Regions from separate parts of the Homo sapiens genome. Here all the other regions are linked to region 1. Evidence: chromatin loops called from intact Hi-C (ENCODE). Cell type or tissue: Calu3. All regions are shown on one strand.

Region 1 (8,000 bases):
GGGCTCAAGCAATTCTCCTACCTCAGCTTCCCAAGTAGCTGTGACAACAGGCACATGCCACTATGCATGGCTAATTTTTTGATTTTTTGTAGAGACAAGGTCTCACTATGTTGACTAGGCTGATCTCAAACTCCTGAGCTGAAGCGATCCTCCTGCCTTGGCCTCCCCAAGTGCTGGGATTACAGGCATGAGCCACCACACCTGGCCAAGACATGTATTTTTATATCAGATAGAATAGGGTCATACCAGCAAAGAGCACAAAATGTTACGCAACTGATGTCTCAGAGTTCTCCTTTATAAAATGATAGCTATATAACTGTGAAATATGATTATATTACTCCTTTTAAAAATTGCTACAATGATTAAATTAGATAATTCATGTGAATAAATGTATATTTATTGGCTTTCAACTTTTTGGCTGTGTAATTTAATCAATTTACTTAACTCCTGCACCTCAATTTTCTGATTTTTAATGTTTGCCTTATTATAGTAACTACTCAAGGGATTATTGTGAAGATCTTATACATGTTAGTTCTTTAAGTAGTGACCATTAAGTACACGTGATGATGATGATGATGATGATGATGATGATATACTGACTGCCTGGCTGTAGTAAACACCAATCAATTGTGATCATTAATTTTTATTCTCTATGCAGAACTCTTTAACTTAAAAAAGTCCACCTTCAGTAATTTATAATGTGTTAACTAATAACATAGTTGTTAACTTCACACTCTTCCTTTCTATTTCAATGGTCTATTTTTTATTTTCTTCCTAACTTTGTATCTGTCTTCCTTTCTTTCTTACTAGGTAAGGCCTGAATATTTTACACCTAACTTTAGAAATGCCCATTAAGTTATATAAAATAATGAACAAAACATGTAAGTTGAACTAGAAAGAGCACTGGTCTTAATAGAAAGAGAGCTGGGTTCTAGTCCCCATTCTGACACTTTCTATGAGAGCTTGAGGTGAATTATTACTTGGAATCTAAATATACATTTATTACTTCTGCTCTTGAAACTCAGCTCACTGAAGGACCATTATAACTCTTCTTGTCTCCTAGCTTCTAGTTGTCTCCTGACCTTGAAGTTGTTGTTTCTGCTGCCACCTTCCTCCTTTACAGCATCCATTTCAAATTTGAAAGTCTCCTTGATTATATCATGATTGTTTCAGAAGAGCTTTCTCTTTCAGTCCATCTTATAGAAAACTGACAAGTTAGGTTGGCTGGCCTTTAAACTAGTACACTGCACAGTCCAAACAGCCAAAATGAGGAGAGGGGCCTGATGACCCAGAACAGAGTTTAGGAAACTCTATTCTGCTGGTGTAAGCAAACGTTTTTCTTACAAGGCAACAGGTATAGAAGGCAATATGACTGATTCATATAAAACAAAGTTTAAGACTATGTGCCTGGGCCGGCATTTGGCACCAAGAAAATAAAGCTGAATAAGACATAGTTTTTGCCCTTCAGGAGCTCATAGTCTAATGTGTTAAATAGAAATTACATTGAGATAAAATGAGTGCGTAACTGCTATCAAAAGGTATGTGCTCTCTGCAAGGGCAAAATAAAAGGATCTTAGCTTATGTTGGATGTTAAGAAACATTTACTCTTTAGAGTATGATCCTTGAGCCTGAGTCTTAAAGGATGAGCAAGAATCTGGAAAAAAAAAAGTGTCAGAAAGTCATTCTACATCACAGAGACATGGATGAAGAACAAAGGTAAAGAAGTGTGGCAGAGGACTGGAGTGTGAGTGTGTGTGTGTGTGTGTGAGATCCTACAACTACCGCCATATGCTGGGTAACAACATTTTGGTCACCAATAGGCCATAGCTAGGGCGGTGGTTTTATAAGATTACAATACAGTATTTTTACTATGCCTTTTCTATGCTTATGTATGTTTAGATGTGCAAATACTTACCGATGTTTTATAATTGCTTACATTACTCAGTACAATATTATGCTTTATAGGTTTGCAGCCTAGGAGCAATGGGTCATACTCTCTAGCTTAGGTGAGTAGTAGGCTAAACCATCTAGGTTTGTGGAGGGAAATGATGATGTTTGCATAACAACAAAATTGCCCAGTGAAGCAATTTTCACAATGTGTCCGTGTAGTTAAGTGACACATGACTGTGGCTCAGCACTTCTGGTCATCTAGAGAGTAGGACAGATGATTAATACATGAATGAGAAGGGAATGGGTATAGAAAGAAAAACACTGTGAGGGTCAGAGCGGGTGGTTAAAGACATAGAAGAGAGGGAGAATAACTGATGAATCTCTGTCCTAGCGGAAATGAGAAAAGATGAGATGGAGAGAATTGCTGGATGGAGTGCTACTATAAAGGGCTTCTCTCCCTTGAGACAGGAGGAAAGGAAGTAAAGAAAGGAGTACAGGTAGATAAACATTTTGATGGGGAGCAGAGTGATGAGGCCCATTTCCCCAGTGGCTTTCATTCTTCTGTGAGGTAGTTGAGGGGTTTGCCTGCTATGAGAGTGTATAGGGTGGTAAAAACCTTGAAGAGAAGGCCAATGTTTTGGCATATTCACTAAAGATCCCAGGAAAGAAGAATCACTATGTGTAAGTAAACAAAATAACTAGTGAAAAATAAATAATCAAGAATAAGTAAAATATTAGGCAGCATAAAAGGTCCATCCAAGATTGTGTGCAGTGAATTTGTTGATAACAATAAGCAAGGCTGGATGATTTCCACCAACATTGTCTTGTTCCCTGGCTCTAGGAGAAAAGAATGCAGATTGTAGTTTTGATCTTTTTCTATGCTCTCTATAAGTTTCCAGTTAGGGTTATGCTTTTTCCAGAAGAGAAGGTGGGAGGGCTCTTAGTAATAATGATTCAGGTGACCAAGCTTGGGGGTCAGGCTGGCAAGGCTTATGGCAAGAGCTAGGTGGGGAACAAAGAGAAGCTGATTTTCAGGATAGTGTGAGGATCACTCAAGCAGAGGACTTTATGAGGTTGAAGAATTGGCGGAATGAGAGAGATTATTAGAAAGCTATAAGATGAGGTGATGTGGTGAGTCAACAGTATAGTATGAGACTGCTGGAATTACTGATGTGATAATAATTCTGGGGTTGATGCTACAGGAAGCTAGAGCTAATAATAGTTCAAATTAGGCCTAATATTCAAACCGAACAGGGGACGTAGTCAAATGATAGAAAATTTCGACTCTGTTTTCTGCCCCATGATCTGGCATAATGTTTTTAAGGAAGGATAACTCAATGGCTAGACTTTTGTATAGTATCTTCTTCTTGTTTTCCCCCTTGTCCCACCTCCTCATCATTTTGAAACAGCTTTACTTTGAGTCCTATAAAACCCCCAGTAAGCAAAGTTGTAGACTGTGAAGCTCTACTTTATTTGGTGTAAATAATCAAAGTTACTTAAGGTTTTACACATATTACAAAATTGCTGGGGTCAGGGTCAGGAGGAAGTGTTTCTGGCCCTTGTACATTTGCTGAAAGTTTGAATCAGGTGAGAGTGAAGGAAACAAGACCCTAGACAAAATAAAGAGGTAAACATCTGTCACCTTTGTCCTCCTGCTCCTTGTGTGACGAAGGTTGCCATGGTGCTAGAAGAGAACAGAACTCAAAGAAAACAAGCAAAATGTACTGAACGTAATATGAGGAATTTTTTTAAATCTTTGATTTTTTTTCCTCTGACTCAGACTTGGTGAGAAAATTTTCTGACTCACTCAGTATGTTATATACCATGTTAACAGTAACTTTTTCCAATATAGCATATACTCCAACCAGAGTAGTTTCAGCTTTTCCTATTTCATCCTGGGGCCCTCGGGGATGCAGCTATTGGGCTACTGTGTGTAGTTTCTGGTGATAAAGATTTCTGATGTAAAGGATTTCCAAGGGATGACAAAGTCCATGATGAGGGACTGGGTGTGGACAAAATAAGTGGTTTGGAGACAAAAGCCCTCAGCTTTTAAGGTGCGAAACAACCTCTGCCCTTTGTTTTCAAATAAGTCATATCTGGCTGATCAAAATAAATACTGTAGCACCATTTGGAAGCTTCCTCTGAAGAAAAATGCCTGCTCTGGGCCAAAAGCTGCAGCAGTGAGCCTGTTCCTGCCAAAGTGATTTTTCCCCCTTCTTTGTTCCTCTTGATAATCCTAACAGTCTTTTGTATGTACACAGAGCTGAAAGCTATAATAACCCCAATTTTACAGATAAAATAACTAAGGCTCAGGAACAGAACGAATCTTCCCCCAAAGTGCACGGCAGGACGGTAGTGAAGCTGGAGCTAAAGTCTGAATCTTCACATCCTGCTCCCTTCCTGCATGGCCAGCCTGGTCCCTGGCAGAGAAGACCAGTGTTTCTCCATGAGTTCATGTGCATCTGTGCGTGTGTCCTCTGTGCACTCAGGCCTCCAGGACTTTTGTCACCGTCCAGAATCACTGGTCTTGACCATGACACATTCTCCAAGAAGCTGAACTCCCGTTTTTGTTTGTTTGCTTATTTTTACACAGTAGCACATCTGTGTGCAAAAAGAGAGAATGTGGTGTCCAAGCTGCAGGATCTGACCCCCGAAGCCTCGCCAGCGGCGTCTGTCCGGCTTGCTCTTCTGTCTGAGCTGCGCTCCGGGGAGGCGCCTGGCTGTTTAGCCGCCGTATCCCCTGGCAATCTGTTCAGGAAAATAGACCAGAAAGGGCTGCCCAGGGCTGCGCCAGCTTCAGAATCCTGCTGCCATCTAGGGATGAGATGAAGCGTCTTCCCGCGTACAGCCGCCCTGATGGATCGCTGGGGCCTCGGGCGGGGTGCACCGCTGTCCTTTCGCCGCCGTCCGGGCGGCACTGCACGTGCAGCGCGCGGTCCCCCACCCAGCGCAGCCCGCAACACCCCTGGTCTGCCGCAGGAGACCCTGCCGATGCCACTCAGGGTCAAGACTCTGGCGCGGTGGAAACTGCAGAGCAAAAGGAAACACAGACAAAAACAGTGAGAAGGTAAAAAGAGAGCGAGAGAAAACAGCTAGGGAGCAAGGAGCAGAAACCCTGCAAGAACAGAGACAAAAAGCGGAAGGTCCATCAGCGGAAGCGGGCTGCCCTAATCACCTGCGATGCGTGTGTTTATGGAACCTTGTCACTGTCACCACGCTGGTGTCCACACGCAGCTTAATGAGGTCCAAAGCGCCAAGCTACTTTATTTTCCATATATGATTTTCAATGTTTCCTTTTGCAAAAAGGAGCGGGGGCTGTGTAGGGGGGAGTGCAGGGAATAGGGTGGTGGAGGAAGTTAAGGAGGGGAGGGGGGAGAGCGGAGAGGCTGGGTGGGCGGGGGAGATACTACTGCCTTTAGTAAAGATTGCATAGAAAATCCGGAAAGAGGAGACTTATGGAGTTAACTTTATTGTCTTATATTATGGTGTAAGCATCTCTTTCTTCTACAAACAGAACAATGGGCCTTTCAAAGAAGGGAAGGGGAGAGGGTTGACTGGTGGGGGGGTGGGCGGTGGGGGAAAGGGAGGGGTCAGGGATTGGGGAAAGGGTCCTGCTGTTGACTGGGAGGCCCTGCTGGGAAACTTCAAATCACATTCTTTCTGAAAGGAAGTGTTATTAAAAGTAACTTTAATCCTTCCAGCCAGACGGCTCATAAAAGCATACAATTAAGTCAAACAAATGACAAGAGCATTTTCTCTCCTACCTGTTTCCCCCTTCTGAGAGTAATTAGTACAGGCTAGTCTTGTCTCATTTCGTGCAAATAGAAGCAGAGCGCGGCTTTGGTAGGTGCCAGATTTTCTCTTACTTTCCTCAACCTGCCTCTTCCTTCCCTATCGCCCCACCCAAAACCCGGTTCAGCTCTTGGTACCAACCAGCCTGTCTGCAGATCCAGCCAAGAACAAAGGGGCGAATTTCAATATTTCCTCTTTGTGCAAGGTTAATTGAAAATCAAAAAGTCACTTTTCAAATGTCATATTAAACCCGCCACTGCATCAATTTCCTTTTGGTGCCCATCTCCATAGGCAAGAGAAAAGTGTTTTGCGGGGGAGGGAGGCGGGGGAAGTAAGGACACAATGAGGGAAAAGAGAGAGAAAGAAGTGAAGGGATTAAAAAAATCAGAGATACACACACACTTTGATTGCAGATAGGCTAACATGCAGCGGAAAATTGTTTCCCAGAGTGTCCTCAGTCAAAGGCAGCCTTTACATTCGATACTGCGTTACTTGATATTCCAGAGACAGAACTGCATCCTAAACCTAGAGAGATTAGGCCTCCATGTTTTTATGTTTTAGTAGATGGATCACAATATGATTGTCATAAATGCCATCAGATTTTAAAACCTTAAAGGGTAATGTAATAACCTGATCATCTTCATTCGCCCTTCCCACTTTTTATACCCCTCTGAAACAGGTACAGAAACACACAGACATCCCCACAGATAGAGATACAGCCCTATGGGGTTCTGACAGTCAGTTTTTGTCACAAGGTATTTTGGAAGTGTTGGGCTGGAGTTTAATGATCTAGCATCCTTAACTTTGCTTCTGGCCCAGTGACTGTTCTCTGTCTGGATTTCCTGACACTCAGTTTTCTCCTTTCTAAAATAAGCCATAGTATCAGCCTCCTGAATTCACTACTCAGACTACATGAGGGGCCACATGAATAGAACAAACCCATACTGATGCTTTACCCTCTTCTCACGTTCCCTAGGTCTTGTGCTTGATTAGGTGATCTTAACAAGCTCAGTTTTCTGGAGTGGGAACCTGGCTTGTTGGTGCCAGTATTCCTGAGGTCTGCAGAATGGCCTGGGGATAGAACTCTCTGTTGCCAGGCTTCCTCATGCTCACTGTGTGTGTTTCCCGTGCTCCCTGCCGCTCTGCTACACTCACTTGCCAGTCGTTCCTGAAGCCAGTTGCTTTCCTGCCCAATTGCTTTGGTCTTTCTGTCTAATATTTGTCACCTTATTTTCCAGGTATGGGGCTAGGGGTGTACCCTCTCCTATGATGTACCAATGAATCTATTTCCTGTGGACCAGCCATGGTAGATAAGCCATGATAGGCTTATCTACCAGGAAATATTTGATTTACTACAGCTTTAACTTCTAAATATGCGTACAAATAACTTTTTGGTTAGATAAGCAGAGTGAAGAAGCAGAATTGTAAATTGAATTCATTCTAAGATGACCCACCTGCATAAACCAGGCCCCTAAACCTTTTTTCATCTTCAATAATATTGTAATATTGTGGTGATATCAGATGTGCCTATCAACCCTAAATGAAGGGTAGGTGGAGAAGAACATTACAACTCTCTAAACTCATTAGAATGCAAAGATAGAGAGAGTTTCTGTAACAACAGCCACTAGCTGTGTCAAAGTTCTCCTAGTGGCATTATCTTCATTGGTAAGATTGAATAGACAAAATCAGTGTCTTACCCTTTTAGATTTCTATCAACCCATACCTGTATGCAATATGCTGTGCCCTAGTAGACTCTTTCTTACAGATTTTCATTAAAATATTGCATCTGTTATACAAGTTTTCTTAGCATGCCCAGATAACAATTACTTCTTCATTGTGCAGCACTTCTTCCCATATAAACTTCTGTCTCGGTCCATTCAGGCTGCTATAGCAAAACACATTAGACTGAGTAATTTGTAAACAACAGAAATTTATTTTTCACAGCTATAAGGGCTGGGAAATCCAAGAATAAGGCACCAGCAGATTTGATGTCTGATGAGGGCTCCCTCTCTGCTTCACAGATGGTGACTTCTTGCTATTTTTTCACATGGTGAAGTCAGTGAACAAGCTACTTTAGGCCTCTTTTATAAAGGCGCTAATCCCATTCATATGGGCTCTGCTCTCAGGATGTAAACCCCTCTCGGAAGCCCCACATCTTAAAACTATTGCATTGGGGATTAGGTTTCAATATATACATTTTGCGGGGGACAAAATCATTTAGATCATAGCAGCTTCTATTAGCTACTGGTAACAATTTGTTGTAAATAATTGGACATATGTGTGTCTCCTTCCCACTCTCCAAACTTACTGAAAATAAG
Region 2 (8,000 bases), 170 kb after region 1:
TTTGTTAAATCACCTCTATATTTTAGTCATTTGTCAAATATAGCCCATTGCAACCAAAGCATGCTTATAAAATTCCAGTTTCCAGAGTTAACTTAGTTCAAATCCAAGTCCATTTGGTACATACCTTGTTGTCCAAGTTGTTGCAGGGGAGAATTCTATCAAAACTTTTACTGTTTCCTAACTACGTCTTCAGTAATTGTTTCCATTTCCATGCCTGTATTACTCTGTCTTGAAAGCAATGCCATATTTTTTAGGCTGTGTTGCAACACAGGAACATTCCTTTCCTGGTATCAATTTATGTAGCAGTAAGCATGGGCTAAGTTATGCCTCTATAGTCAACAGCTCCTAAATGCTCAGAAATCTACAATAACAAAAGTTTAGTTCTTGCTCTGTTTACATGCTCACTGTGGGTCAGAGGTGGCTGAGTTTCAAAAGGTCTTCACTCATTTGGCAAAGCTATCTCTGTGTATGACATTGCTAGGTTCACAACTGAGGGAAAAAATGAGTACAATGCAAAGCAGATGTTGTGGTATTTTTCTTATTTTTATTTTTTTATTATTTATTTATTTATTTATTTTGAGACAGAGTCTTGCTCTGTCGCCCAGGTTGGAGTGCAGTGGCGCGATCTCGGCTCACTGCAAGCTCCGCCTCCCGGGGTTCAGGACATTCTCCTGCCTCAGCCTCCCAAGTAGCTGGGACTACAGGCGCCCGCCACCACACCCGGCTAATTTTTTGTATTTTTAGTAGAGATGGAGTTTCATCGTGTTAGCCAGCATGGGCTCGATTTCCTGACCTCGTGATCCACCCCCCCCCCTTGGCCTCCCAAAGTGCTGGGATTACAGGGGTGAGCCACTGTGCCTGGCCTCTTATTTTTATTTTTTAATCTTACTATGCTTCCACTAAGAAGTGCTACAGGCCTCTTCAGTTTCCATTTCACTGACTGAAAGAGATCACAAAATTTAGCTCGACATCAATGAAAATGTACTCATCCTCCTATGAGAGTGTCAAATCTTTTTAACTATTACCCAATCTAAGGTATTATGGAAAGAGAGAGCACCACGTGATTGCAATGATAGTATATAAAATAAGCTAGGTTAAAAAAATGTAATGTAAACAGTGGAAGAGGTTTTAAGCCAAAATATGTGAGAACTACATTGGTCCCTAAAATCAGCAGGTGTTATATTAGGGCTGATAAGATAGAAAATATATGAGACTTTGATTAAAGGAAAAGATGATTCGAATTTTTGGAGAAAATGTTATCTGATTAAATCAATATTATAATATCACTTTTCTGGGATTTGGCATTCTAATATTTGACTTCTCACTATCATAGAAATTCTGGCACTTACAAAATGTCAATATGAGTGCAATTAACACATATTGGCATGCTGTTGTTTTTCCCTAGTGGTTTTCAGGAAGTCTTAGAGATCAATATAGACCACTGAATATCTATTTGAATAGATTGATAGATATTAATTATAAGACAACTGAAATTAGTGTATTGATTCGGTAGAATTTTTTTTATCTTTTAGGTAGATGTGGCATCCTGATTGGTTTGATTCTATTCACATCTCTAGAATAAGCTCAGTTTGAAAATTCTCTATTTCTTTCTCACTCATTTGCCAAACTCTTTTTCTAATAAAAGTAAAACATAAAGTTAATACATCATAAATAGCCCAATTACCAAATAAAAAACTGTAGAAATTTTCTTAGGATAAGAGGTTTTAATCTAATTTAGCAAGCATAATAGACGTTTCGTCTAAATTTGTACCACATTAAAGGTACAGGAAAGCAGCACTAGTTTAAAAAAATTAATCCACATATGTCAGAATAAAGTCAAAAAATAACTTTTTTCCCTCAAAAAAGAGAATTGAGAGGATGAATAAAGTAACTGAGAGGAATCAGCTGTATTTCATGACCAAGAAGGCTTCAATTGTGCTATTTATTAGTTTACACTGTGGCAGCTCTGCCCCCATTTAAAAGGACATAGAACTCATTGTGTAGCACCCCAGAAACATGAGAACACCAGGAAAAAGAGGCAGCCATCATCAAGAAAACAAACACTGAAATGAATTGCCATTTGTCACCTTTCTCACTGTTCTGTTGACCCAGAGTCCCCATCTACTCTGAGTGGTCTCATGCACAATTCTTAATAGGGTACAAAAGAAAAAAGCAATGCCTGCATTTTTAGAATGAGAGTCATCCTCCAAAGGTTGCCCCTTAAAAGTAAAGAATTGTAACTCTGTCATCTTTGTGGTCAAATTCCTTTTCCTCTTGGAAATAAAAGAATGTTCTTTGACTGTGATTTTCTTTCTTTCTCATCAGCCATGAGTGATGAAAGACAGATACCAACAAATGAAATTAGACTCTCTCTGACTATCCTCAGATCAGAAACTCTTGAGGTAAGTTACTTTGTCAATCATTTTCCCCCAATAGGACAGAGAGCATAAGGTTTGCATAATTGCTAGTAAGCTCCCACCCCAATACAATTAGGAGTATGAAACACCAGCTGATCAGCTATAGTGTGGACATGTTCTGTGGATCAGTGGAAAATGTTGGTAACACTGTCCACATGCTATGATCAATGCATTTATGTACTCCCTTTCAAGAAGGTGAAGACACGGGAAACTGCTGTCATGTTATCCTCTTCCAACAAAATAAAGGATGTTAAAAGGCCCCTCATAAGCCAAAACCTTTAACACCTGTGTAATTCATCCATCATATTCAGGTAACATTTTTGAATTCAAATTATTGGCAGATCATGAGAAGATGCATGCATGAATGAAATCATTATAGATACTTCTTTGATTCTACCAATTATGCTACAGTGCCCAATCTATAATGTAAGGAAGGACCCTATGGATTTAGAATATGCAGGTCGCAAATCCATTTCTACACCTGTTGTATGTTGGTTAAATACCCACAGGTTCTAAAGAGCATGGGAAGTGTTATCTTGAACAAGCAATCTCATCATATAGTACAACTAGTGAGATAGTGGGGTTTTTTTTCCCATTTTTTATTTTGCTTTGCTTTGTTTTTTAATTGACTATGGGTTGATGGAGCCACAACTTCTTTTTTTGCCGACCAATAGCCATTTCTGAGATTTCAGATTAGTTTAGAGGCCATTTTTATGAGCACAAGTTGTATTTAAGCTTAGAAATACATTTTGGTGAAAACTAAATATATTGCCTACACAATTAATTACAATAACCCACACTGATATCAAACCTAAGATTCAGAACTCATTTATGATATACTATAACCAAAACAACTTATGAGTCACAGGAATGCACAAAGAAGATCTGTCAATTGACACAATCATCATTAACATTAGTTTGACATTTTGCTTTAGGGGATTTTTTTTTCTTTCTCTTTTCTTTTCTTTTTATTTGTTCTTATGATTGAGGTAAATATCCCTACCCTCAAGTTAAATTGTATTTACTTAATGAATTAATTTGGTTGCGTTTCTTTTCTTTGACTAGTAACTAGCCAATTGTTTTACTACATTAACTAAATCAAACTTAGTTGCATAATTAGGTTTTATTAATATCTGACCCATACAGAATGTGGCATTATTAAAGGTTTGAAAAGTCCAAGAATCCTGAGATTGTATAGTAAAACGTTCCTGTGAAGAGGCAACTAGAGAAATAATTGAGACTCTCATTTTTCATATGAAAATACAGACTCAACACTACTGAATTCTCAGTAACGGAATATAAGTTTTAGTTTGTTTCCTTGTATTGATTCTGTTTTTAAAGTATGAGAAAGGGTTCGTGTTAAGCAATTCATTGTCTCTGACTAAGGAATCTGTCTGGATTTAGGAATTATTCTGTGTGTAGGGAAATGGAAAAACAATAAATGTGATTACCCAGGAACCAAACAGAAACTTAGACTCATAGCAGAGAATTGCCGATTAAAAATAGTAAAAAAGAAAAAAAAAGTATTAAGTAGCAAACCTATATCACCCTGATTATATTTCAGAGCAGTAATTCTAATGTAAACTCCTATGGAAGAAATACGTGCTAAAGGAGGCAATTAAACGGAGCCTTCTGCTAATTCTCAGAACATTTAATAAATATACATGATTTTCTTAATTTTAAGATTTTCTTCCATATTTCCCCCTTAAAGCATTACAGCTGGCTAGAACTAGTCCACTAACAATAGTTATTTGAATAAAAAAATAAGTTACAAATGAATATTGCAAGAAAAATGTAGAAAGCACTTGAACAACCTCTTCAACATCTTGTAATTCCCTCTCTTGGGGGAAATAGAAGTACCTACTTGAGATTATATAGTGTATTACTTCATATATAGGTATATGGATATTTCCCACAAGTAAATATACTTTCACATAGAATTATTGATTTTTAAAAATTATAATCAATACAAAGCAATACGATTTCAGGGTATACACATCCAAGTTTTTGAAAGTGTATTAGATTTCATACTATTTCATAATATTCGTATTAGAAATCATATTAGATTTATTCCAGCTTTCCAGGTGTTTAGATACCTAACACTTGTTTTCTAATCCCTATTTCTTCAAATGAGTGGTCCAGGGTAAAACAATCTGGGCATGTCTTTTTGAAAATGGTATTTTAATTAAAAGTACCACATATACAGATAGGCATAGTCACACAAGTTCTTCAAAAATAATAAAATTTTCAGGATCAAACTAGTAGAAATAGTATAGTCAAAATTATGATACATTTTGAACAATTATACTTACATTTTTTTCTCATTAGAATAACATACTCTGAGCAGTTGATTGGCCACCGAAAAACTGATTTCAAAGAGAAAAAGACAGAAAGAGAGTGAGAAAGAAAGAGAGCTATTTATAGGCATGGTTAATTTCTGTTGTCAATAAAATTTATCGCAATGATTCACAGTCATAGTCTATACTATTTTACTTTTAAGAAGAATTAATAGCACATATTAGTACAACTTTCATATATTATAGTTACAAAAATGTGAAAATATGTTATAATTACTCAAATATTACTTAAAGTAAGTAGACACTGGTCAGCATTTAAAATTTTTCTTCTTTTTCCTTATAATTCCAAATATCTTATTGTTATGACATTCATTGTTTAAATATATCCACACATGCATATATATATGTATATATATATATATACATATATATATATATTCACACACACATGTGTGTCTGTATTCAAGAATGTTAATTTCCCTTTTCTTCAAATGTCCAAAGGTGAAAATTAGACCCTTTCACTTTGCTTGGACAAATTGGCAGAAATTGATCTACACTGTAAGAAGCATATATCTTAAAATAAAAAAAAAATTAACTGGCTTGTCCAAACTATGTACTGGTCGAACAACAATTTAACTCAAAACTAGCTAGAAGCCCAAGGTCAATAAAGAAAGATCATTTTATGTTTTAATTGTTTGCTAAAAGTTTGATTTGGCAATTTTCAGTACACAATAGAAATAATAGAAAATGCTGACATGTCACTCTTCACTTATACTATTTAATACATAGCAAATTAGTTTGTGATAAGTATATTTTGTGATTATATTAGTAATATGTTTTTGAAACTTGTTTCTATAGCACAAAAACAGAGAAAAAATTAAAAGGATATGTAGTATGTAAGACACACATTTGCACATATATCACATACATGCTTATTCCCAGATAACCCTGAAGAACAAGGTTTTATACATTGATACACGTCATCTATGCATTTTTATCTTGACATGGAAAAAGACTGGGCCAAAGCTTTCAGAAATCAAATGTGAACTCATTTTGAAATAGCAGCAGTGTTTGAATTTTAAATTAACCTATTTACAATGAAACTATGCCTGCTGATTGCCATCATCTTCAGGAAAATTAACAGTAACGATCATTGGTGTCATAATGCAATTTCCCCGCAAAAATCACATAGGCTTCATTACTGTTTACATAAATTGTCATAAATACCAATTATGGTGGAACATAAAATGTAATGCTCTTTTTTTAATCATAATCAGACAATTGTTCTTCTAATTCATATGCTAGGGGAATAAGGTTATGATTCAACCTTTGTTGTGAAGGAAGTGTTTTGATGGTAGTTAGTTTTCCTCTAAGTGCTGGTTGGCTTCTTGTCAAATCATTCAACTCTCCGTTTGGATCATGTAGTCCTTGTTTCTGTTCACTGTGCTCTCTAATATACTAGGAAGAACATGGAGGCGTGCTAATGGCAGATGAGGGAGATATACACTGAAAGTGTCCTCTAGACGTCAGCGGAGAGGTGGCTTCCGGTGGGGTTTATAACAACATTTAGTATAATTACGTCGAAGCCCCCATAAAGGAATAATGCAATAACAGACCTGTTAGAGAAGCACATTTGCAGTACCAATTCCAGCTTCCACCATAGGTCAGCAGAACAAATAGCTGGTAAAGGCAATGCCCTGTTAAATGGCTAATTTTCAAAACAAATAAGTTGCTGGCAGGGGAATGGAGGAAAAGGCCAGAAAGAAGAGATTCAGTATTTTTACCATTTTGGTCTCTAAGAAGGAGATAAATCAGCTAGAAAGGTTACTCAGACAGAAAGTCAGAGCAAAGGACAATACTCTCTGAGGACAAAAGCCCTTCCTTTGCTTTCTGTAACATGCCACACAAAGCCAAGAATCACACCGTTTGGGTCCTGTTTTATCGCATCATAACACTCTTTGTACTTGTTCTTCTTTGGCCTTTGTTCTTGACTTATTTACTCCTAAAACTTAAAAACAAAGTCTGCATAAATTTCCCACTCTTCTGATTCAGAACAGTCTTGAAACATTAAAATCAGAAGAAAATCACTCCCCTGATTCTTTGAACCGTGGTGTCCATGCATAATGGTGGCCACATGCAATTATATGTGTCTAGGAGCTATGGTGGGTTTGATCTGCAGGCCCTCTCCACACTTCCAGATTGGGCATTGCTATCTTAATGAACCCTGGCAATTTGTCCTCGTTCTACCTAATTCTATCCTATTTGATTAAAGCAAGCGGTAATGATAAGTCCAGTTAAGTTTAATGAAACAAAATTAGGACTCTTGATCTAAGAAGAAAATAATAAAACTGGCAGGGATTTCATCTGTGGGAGAAATCAAAGTAGAATAAACAGAAATGTAGTAAAATTAGCTGCTGTTTTTTCATTGTGTAAGCTAGGGTAATGCTAAAGGTAAACAAATGGCATCAGCAGGGAGGAGAAAATGAGACTTTTACTTTTTTCCGTCTTTCATAATCTCATGCATTATCGGTAACAGGGTGAGACGTTTTAATAGGGTGTGATCATCATTAAAAGGCAGATATTTATCTTATCACAGTGCATTAAACTCCCAGAAGGAAGTGGGAAAAAAGGGAGAGTGAATGACTCTCATGAACTATTTAATGAAACACTAAGGTTGCAGCTTTTCTTGTTTGTCTTTAAAAAACGAAACAAACTGATATTGGACAAAACTGGTTCCAAACACACCCAGGCTGTACCCGGCGCCTGTGCATTTTGAGAAGTCTCTTCTGTGTTCTGACTTTGTTTAATAATTTCTAATTATGTTCTACAACCCAAAATTAAATATTTCTATCTCCATTGTGTGTACTTATTCATGAGCTGGGCATTAATCGTAAAACAATGTATCTTGTTATTTATTTATACCAGATGTGAGTATTTATGTTGCTCTGTTCAGGGTTTCCAGCTAGGTCTTTATTTGTATACTGAGCCGCCTGTTTTTGCATGAAAATGGTTTCTGAGCTCTGGAGTTCATCTCCACTCTTGTGTTTAAAACAACAACAACAACAACTTTTTTTAAGAGAGAGAATTTATGAATAACTAAGAGATTTCTGCTGTGGCTCCCCGGGTCTCTCATCAGCAGGGCAGCCAGAATATGTTTTGGGGACCAAGAAAATTCAATTTGGGATTTGTTTCACAGTTTACAATGCTGGTTTCTTGCAAACAAAATCTGCCTGGGCCATGGAGAGCTTTGCTTCTGAAATATATTTGCATAGTGTTAATTTTCTAC
Region 3 (8,000 bases), 450 kb after region 1:
TGGAGAAAAACTCCTTATAACTGGCCTTGGAAAAGAGTGTTTGAATATTACACTAAGTTTGGGCAATAAAAACAAAAATTAACAAGTGGTACTACATCAAACCAAAAAGCTTCTACATAACAAAGAAAACAATCATCAAGATATGAAGGGAGCCAATAGACTGAAAGAAAACAATTGTAAGCCACATACCTGAAAAGGGCTAATGTTCAAAATATATAGAGAACTTACATGACTGAATAGCAAAACTAACAAACAAAAAATATTTAAAAATGGGCAAAGAACATGAATATAGATTTCTCCATAGAAGAAGATACATAAGTGGCAAAAAGGTATATGAAAAGGTGCTCAACATTACTAATCATACAGGAAATGCAAACCAAAACCACAAACAGGTACCACCTCACACCTAAGATGGACATTATCAAAATACCAGAAAATAAGTGTTGGCTGGGGTGTGGAGAAAAGGAGATCTTTGTATATAGTTAATGGGAATATAAATTGCTACAATCATTATATAAAATAGCATGGAGGGTCCTGAAAAAATTACAAACATAACTGTCATGAGATCCAGCAGTCCTTCTTCTGGGTATATATCCAAAGCAAATGAAATCAGCACCTCATGGAGATATCTTCACTCCTATCTTCGTTGCAGCGTTCTTCACAATAGTCAAGATATGGAAACAATGTACATGTCTATTGATGGATTAATAGATAAAGAAATTGTGGTATATGTATACAGGGAAATGTCATTCTGCCTTAAAAATGGAGTTGCTGTAATTTGCAGCAATATGGATGAGCCTGGAAAACAGTAGCTAATTAAAATAAGCAAGATACAGAAAGAAAAATACTTTATGACCTCACTTATATATGTAATCTAAGAAAGTTGAATACAAAGAAACAGAGAGTAGAACAGTAGATACAAGAGGCAAAGATTGGGAGGAAATGGAAAGATGTAGGTCAAAATGTGTAAACTTGCAGTTATGTAGGATGACTAAATCTAGAGATCTCATGTACTGCGGAGGGACTGTAGTAAATAACATTGTATTGCATATTGGTAACTTGCTAAAAGAACACATTTTAGATGCACTTACAGGACACACACAAAAGACATAACTACGAAAGTTGATGGATATATTAAGTGCTTACCTATGGTAATTATTCTACTATGTCTGTTTATATCAAAACATCTTATACACCTTAAATACACATAATAAACATAAATTGAAAAAAAAATAGGCAACCTGAAACTTTGAGTCCCTTAACATTATTTAAATTCTGTTATTGTAACTTATAGTTATCACGGAAAATATGTTAAGTGGAGATCTTATGTTAACAAATTCTGATAATTTAAACCCCAAAATTGTATCTCTCCATTTCTTCATCTCTCAATGAGAATCATTATCTAAACTACATATTGAACATGGTATATATTAGGACTCTATAAGATGGCACAATGACTATTTAAGGTTGTAATTTGTTTTCCATTATCTTATCCTTGTTGGGGAGTAGATTTTTGTGGCTTGAAAATGTATCTTTCGATCTATATGTGCATATAACATGCATAGTGTTCCTTAAAGAACCCAGACCACCTACCTCCTTTGTATGCCTCTTTCCTTCCTTCCTCCCTCCCCATCCCCCCACCTTTTTTTTTGTTCCCTCTTTTTCTTTCTCTCTCTTTCCTTTCATTTTTTTTCTCATTTTTTCTTCCTCTCCTTTTCTTCTTATTAAAAAAAATGTTCAGTAGTTTAGACTGCAGCTAAGTTAAGCATGGGCTAAACCATACTTTATCTTGAACATGGGCATTTTGAAAAAATGTTTGTAAGGCAGAATATTTGCTTAAAAGAACAAACACTTTTTGAAAACTCTAGAAATAGCCATTTCCATACCAAAAATACACAGTGGGAAAGTACAAATGGTACTTTGTTGTGCTCATTAAGAATCATTTGTACTGCTTTTTAATGCAAAAACTAGGCTAAGATAATGTAGTATGTTCTAAGTTACGAAACCAAGAACCATAGAACTTGCTCCATAATTTACTGATTGCAAGGTCTAAGGGCAGTCACAACCAGCAATTTTCATTTCTCAAATAAGGCACCCAGAGTTGAATATATATCCTTTTATATCCCTTTATATCCCATGATACAGAAACATCTATAACATAAACTGTGCTTAATCCCCTTCATGAGCATATCAAATTTAAGAATTCTGTGGTTAGGATTTACTTTTGTTTTTCAACAAATAGCAAATTATACATTTTTTTAACTAAGTATTTTTATTTGCCTACATCTGCCTCAATTATTCTTCTGTTTAAAAGAGTATTTTCTTTTTTATGCTAATATATGTATGTGCAATTCTTTAGAATGAATATGCTCATTTGATTGTTATACTGGTTTAAAAAAGTTTATATTTCTAGCAACTGTGTACCTTAGAGACAACCTGTATTCCCAAAAGAGTTTGCCTATCTAGTGACCATCATTTCAAATGGAGATACATTTACTCTTTCAGTCTTGCCAAGCTGGGAGCCTCCCTGAATTCAGGGAAAATAGCCTAGGGCTCCATGGCATAAAGATGACGATGAGGCAGCACAGCCATACAGGACACAAGCAAGAATTCTGCCATTTTTATTTGGACCTTCCTTTAGGTTGATTTAGCTTCATCTGTCCTCTCCATATTCTTTATTACCCTGGCTTAGTGATATATTGGCCTACCACAAAATAGCCATGCATTTCTCTGTTCCTTTGTGAATTTAAAAATCTTGTCCTCTTCTGATACTAATTGCAGTGTTAGCCTATTTGTGAAGCTTTATAAAAATCCCATCTAATATCAAGTTAATAATACATCGTGGGGCTTTCATATATTGGATATAGCAGCAGCTCCCCCTACAGATGTGGAACCAGAAATAACAGACTTTGTTCTGGTTACCTACAGATGAGAAATAAGTAATAGTACTGGGTTTTTGGCTAATTCACAGTGTATGATGGAGGTAAGAGAGGATATTATTGTTTGTTTTAACTTTTCGTTTTGAAATCTTAGACTCACAGATGAGTTGCAAAAATAGTACAGAGGTTCACCATATACCTTTACCCAGCCTCTCCTAATGTTAACATAACCATGGTACAGTGGCAAACCGAAGAAATAAACATTGGCACAATACTGTTATTTTACTATAGGCTTTATTTGGATTTCACTAGATTTTTCAATCCTTAGATATTCAATCCTTTATATTCCAGGATTGAAACCACAATACTAAATTGCATTTAGTTGCTGTGACTTTGTAGACTCCTCCAATCTGTGACAGTTCCTCCATCTTTCCTATTTTTATTACCTTGACGCCCTTGAAGAGTGTTAGTCAAGTATTTTGTTGAATGTTTCCTATTTTTTGTTTGTCTGATGCTTTATCATGATTCATGGAGGATATGGATTTTTTTTGAAGAATATCACATAATTGAAGTACCCTTCTCATCACATCATATCATTGGGAACAAGGTATCATCATGATTTATGGATGGTGATACTAACTTTGAAGCTTGGTTGAAGTGATATCTATAAGTTATATCCACTGTAAAGTTATTAATTTTTCTCTTTGTATACACAATTTGTAGTAAATGGATCACTACATTCAGCCCACACTCAAGAGGTGGTGGGATTAAGCTGAATTACACTCTATCTTTTGGAAAAAAAGGAGTATTCAAAAATTTGGAGACATATGTTAAAAACACTATAGTAATTAATAGATATTTGGGAGAGATAATTGAGGCTATGATGAATATCATTTTACTCCTTAAAGTATCCAGTGCCACCAAAGTCAATCTTGGAGGTGTACAACATCCCTAAACCAGAAGGACATAAACTGATCGATTATTTCCCTTTCATTTTCAATTTTTTTTGGAGTTGACTATCCTTTTCTTTTTCTCTGCTTTAAATGTTGTACAGTGCCTTTAATAATTTTATAATATATTTCATTCTAATTTTTATAATTTTTAACTGTGGCAGTGTTCATGTGTCTGCTTTGCTGCCATTTCTAGAAGTATTAAGGCTTAATTTTATTGATTTGCTTGATTCCATTCATAATGATGACATTCAATTCTAAAAAAGTTAGTGTAAATATATTCAATATAATATGTTTACTAAGGTAAAGAATGAACTTATATATAAATAATTAAACATGTTTCAGTGATGACAAATTGAGTTATTCCTAACACACTATTTCTTGGACATTTCAGGTAAATATTTAGTAGTTCTATTGTTTTTCCTAGTTTTTATCAATATTATACTAAACCTGCCAATTCAGTGAAAACTTACTTACAGTTGTGATTATAAGCAACATATTGGTATTCTTAGCTTTTGTTTTGAACTTGTAGCCACCTCTTTGAGTATCAAATGCATTCAGTCTAGTCTCACCATCAAGAATGCTCAGTGCTCATTTGCTTTCCAGTATGATGTAATTATTTTCAGCTTTCACTGTTGGAGTGAATTACAAAAGTGACCACTGTAGACAGATGACCTAGCAATGGGTTTGCAGAGGTTGACATGATTCTGTGGTTGAAACAGCTGAAATTATCAGATTGCAAAGCAATGTGCTTATGTAGTTTTGGCTTCCTTTACAAACAACTAAATCATATCATAGGCACAGTGATCCAGCTGATTGGTGTGTAACAATGATGAATTCCTGCTCACTGGTGTGTCTGTGAGTCTGTGTGTGCTAGTTCTCAGGAATATGCATGGGTTGGGGCAGGAGGGGGTAAGGCTTAAAGACAGACAATTCAAGGACTAGAAGAGAAAAGGGGTGAAGGAATAGTGGAGAAAGAGTAGAATCAAGCTAGTCAAAAAAACCCAGAACTGAATAATAACATAAGCCAGCAAGTGTGGGGAATATAAAAACAGAAGCCAGAAGCTTCTTTGTTTCAAAGAGCAATTCTCAGGTAACCAATCTGTGTAGCCCTTGCATGACTTACAGCAGCCATTTTTAAATTTGGTAATATTACTCCCAGCGTTCTTAGAGGAGACTGGGAGCCAAACAGGGTTCTTGGGACCATCTCCTTGTTCAAGCAAAAGAGCTTTATATTCATGTTTTGCGTGGTTGACATCTGAGTAAGAAGGCTTTGAATAAAGAATTCCTTTAATTTTTTTTTTAAATTCACAATTCTGGGCTCCTAAAAGACAAAAATTGCAGGTAATAAAACTTTAAAAAGATGAATCATAGACAAAAATAGCTAACTTAAACCCATAGTTGTAATACTATAAGAGAAACCTTGTATATTCGCAATAAATACAAGATGATAATAAAGCAGTTTATCTTCAACTCCAGGTTTCACATTTCATAGCTTTATCAAATTGTTATTAAACATTATTTTATGAAAACTTAAGGAGTTAGCTGCTGCTTCGTGAAATGACTAGTTGTTTTATTCTTTTTTTAATTTTCAGCTGAAAAGTAATATTTTAAGAGACAGTAATTTACTGCATACACTCACTGTACTATGGAGAATATTAGGGGGATTCTTCACAATAGTCACTGGCCTTAGCAAGCCTAGAATGCAGCTAAGGAAATAAAATTTATGTTATACAAAAAAATTGAACAAAATTACATTATATTTCATTTCCAAGATAAGCGAGTAGTAAGGGCAGGGACCAGTTATGTAAATTCAAATATTTCAGTGGTTTTGAAAGACTATGAAGCCTAATGGAGAAGGTGAGATTTTGATTAATTCTGGATTGCAGGCTGAAAAGATAATGAGAGAATAAGTGTTGATATATTCAAACACTAATTTACATTGTCTTGTAATTTTAGAACTTCTTTTCATATATATAGTATGACGTTTCTTAAATGAAGGCCATACTTTCAGGAGGATTTTTGTTGACATATCTATATTAGATTTCACTAATATCATCTGACTTGTGAGAAAGAGTTTTTAAAAAATGACAACCATATTTTCCCCTCAAATTACAGATCATCTGTGTGTTCCTAGATGACAAGATAGAATTGTATAAATAATAATTTTATAACAACTATTGTAAGAATAATTTTTGTTCGAGGTACCAAATTCAGGAAAGGAAGCTTCAGTATCAAATAGCCCAATTGCATGAGTTTATATGTCAAGGCTTCATTTATTCCTAATGGGGCCATCAACACTTTTTGTGATCTCAGTAATTAGGAAACCAGTTTGATTCCTCTGATTATGGACTTCCTAAAATCTGGCTGCTAAGTCATAAAGGAAATAGAATGATGCTTTGGAGAACTAATGACTGCCCATGTGTGCTGAGTCAGTCTTGAATTTTATGAGAGGCTATGCTGACTTATGCAGGACTGTTTTGTGTCTCTGAGATGATCTATTCTAACATGTTGATTGCTTCTTCTTGGGTATTATTTTCCCTATGGAGACATGTACCATTTATGCAATTTTGTGAAATTAATTCTATATGGTAGAACAGAGAAAACATAGATGGACAACAGTGGAAATTCTAAAGTGAAACAACATGTGTGAGACTTACATTAAACAAAAAGTACAGAAGTAAAAAGATTTCTATGTTATTTTGGTAAAGGATGGAGACTGGTGACCCTATTATTGACGTCATTGGTGTAATCATGTTCATTGGATGAAAGCAGAATGGCCTGAGGCCTCTTCTTAGAAATAGGATTTTTTCTCATTCATTACCCCTCTTCCTGCCTCCACCTTCAATTTTGTCTATGTCTTCCTCAATAAATGCCATAGAGCAGTGAAAACAAGAGAAGTGAATAAGATAAGCCAAAACAGCAAAGTAACATGAATCACCATGATGGAGTTCATTAATTAGAAATTGAAATTAAAGACAACAACCTGTGAAAAATTGCACCTCTTGAGGTTGTTCTAGGACATCGTCTGTTCTAATTTTGGAAGTTAATTTGACAGAAATGTTTAAAGTATAGAATGGTATGTAAGAGAAATATGATGACCCAGAATAAAAATCACAGTGGGAGAAAAAGAAGCTTTATATCATTTTCCTTTCTTGTGTATGCTTTGATTAGACAAGAACCAGAAAGCCATATTTGGAATGCTGCTGAAGTTCTTTGTGTATGAAAAGCTAAAAAAGATTGCCTGTTCATCGTTCCACCTAAGAGGCATGTGTGGATATTCAGCCAATTTTTAATTATGAGGGTTTTACTTCTGTATCAGCTTTTCTGAATTACAAGATTATCTGATGAACAAGTAATAAAAAACAAGTTGGGGATGGGAGGGAGGGCAAAATGAAGAGCAGGCAGGAGAATGATCTTAATTGCTAAGTGCATATGAAACAATATGTGGTCAGTTCAAATAAATGCAAACCCATTTAACTGGAGTTCAATTATCTAGAAATTTAAATAAATTGAAATCCATTTTTTTAATTTTGTTTTTAGTTGAAATCAAATAATTATACATTCTATGGGGTATATTGTGATGTTTCAATACGTGTATGCAATATGTAAAAGTCAAATTATGGTATTAAGCACATCTATCACCTCATACATTTCTCATTTTTTTTGTTATAAGAACATTTCAAAACTTCTCTTCTAGCTATTTTAAAATATACAATAAATATCATTATCCGTAGTCACCCTACTGTGCAATAGAACACAATAACTTATTCCTCCTGTCTAGCCACAGCTTTGTATCCATTAACCGACTTCCTTCTGTCCTCTACTCGTTGCTCCTTAGCCTCTGGTTACCACCATTCTACTCCACTTTTATGAAACTGACTTTTTTAGAGATCAAGAGTGAGATTACCCGGTATTTGTCTTTCTGTGCCTGGCTTCTGTTACTTAATATATTGTCCTCCAGGTCCATCCATATTGCTGCAAATAACAGGATTTCATTCTTTTTCACGGCAGTACAGTACTCTATTCTGTCTATATACCACATTTCTTTATCCATCATCCATTGATGGACACTTAGATTGATTCTCTATTTTGGGTATTATGCAGTAAATGTGAAAATGTGGACATCTTTTTGATATAATTATTTTATTTCCTTTGGATAAACATCCTG

Evidence for each region. Hi-C counts contacts between places; a loop is a spot of excess contacts. Peaks named below come from ENCODE experiments on the same cell type or tissue, not always from the same donor. Only the 100,000 strongest peaks of a DNase experiment are listed, where the experiment ranks them.
Region 2: it touches region 1 in a loop (2.1-fold over the local background); 3 of 110 quality-filtered maps call a loop at or near these places.
Region 3: it touches region 1 in a loop (2.2-fold over the local background); 2 of 110 quality-filtered maps call a loop at or near these places.

Annotation. Positions count from the first base shown.
Region 1 is chr18:39,836,956-39,844,955 of GRCh38, forward strand. LINC01901 (long intergenic non-protein coding RNA 1901) reads right to left here. Exons shown (of 4, transcript NR_187474.1): 4 at 3,341-4,917. It overlaps LINC01902 (long intergenic non-protein coding RNA 1902), which reads left to right and starts at 4,754. Exons shown (of 9, transcript NR_151703.1): 1 at 4,754-4,957. In Calu3, a CTCF peak has its summit at 4,698; a DNase peak (open chromatin) is centred at 4,686.
Region 2 is chr18:40,011,132-40,019,131 of GRCh38, forward strand. No RefSeq gene overlaps it. Among named protein-coding and RNA genes, the nearest start is that of LINC01477, 51 kb to the right of the region's middle. In Calu3, no CTCF peak of the experiment used is centred here; no DNase peak of the experiment used is centred here.
Region 3 is chr18:40,290,640-40,298,639 of GRCh38, forward strand. No RefSeq gene overlaps it. Among named protein-coding and RNA genes, the nearest start is that of LINC01477, 230 kb to the left of the region's middle. In Calu3, no CTCF peak of the experiment used is centred here; no DNase peak of the experiment used is centred here.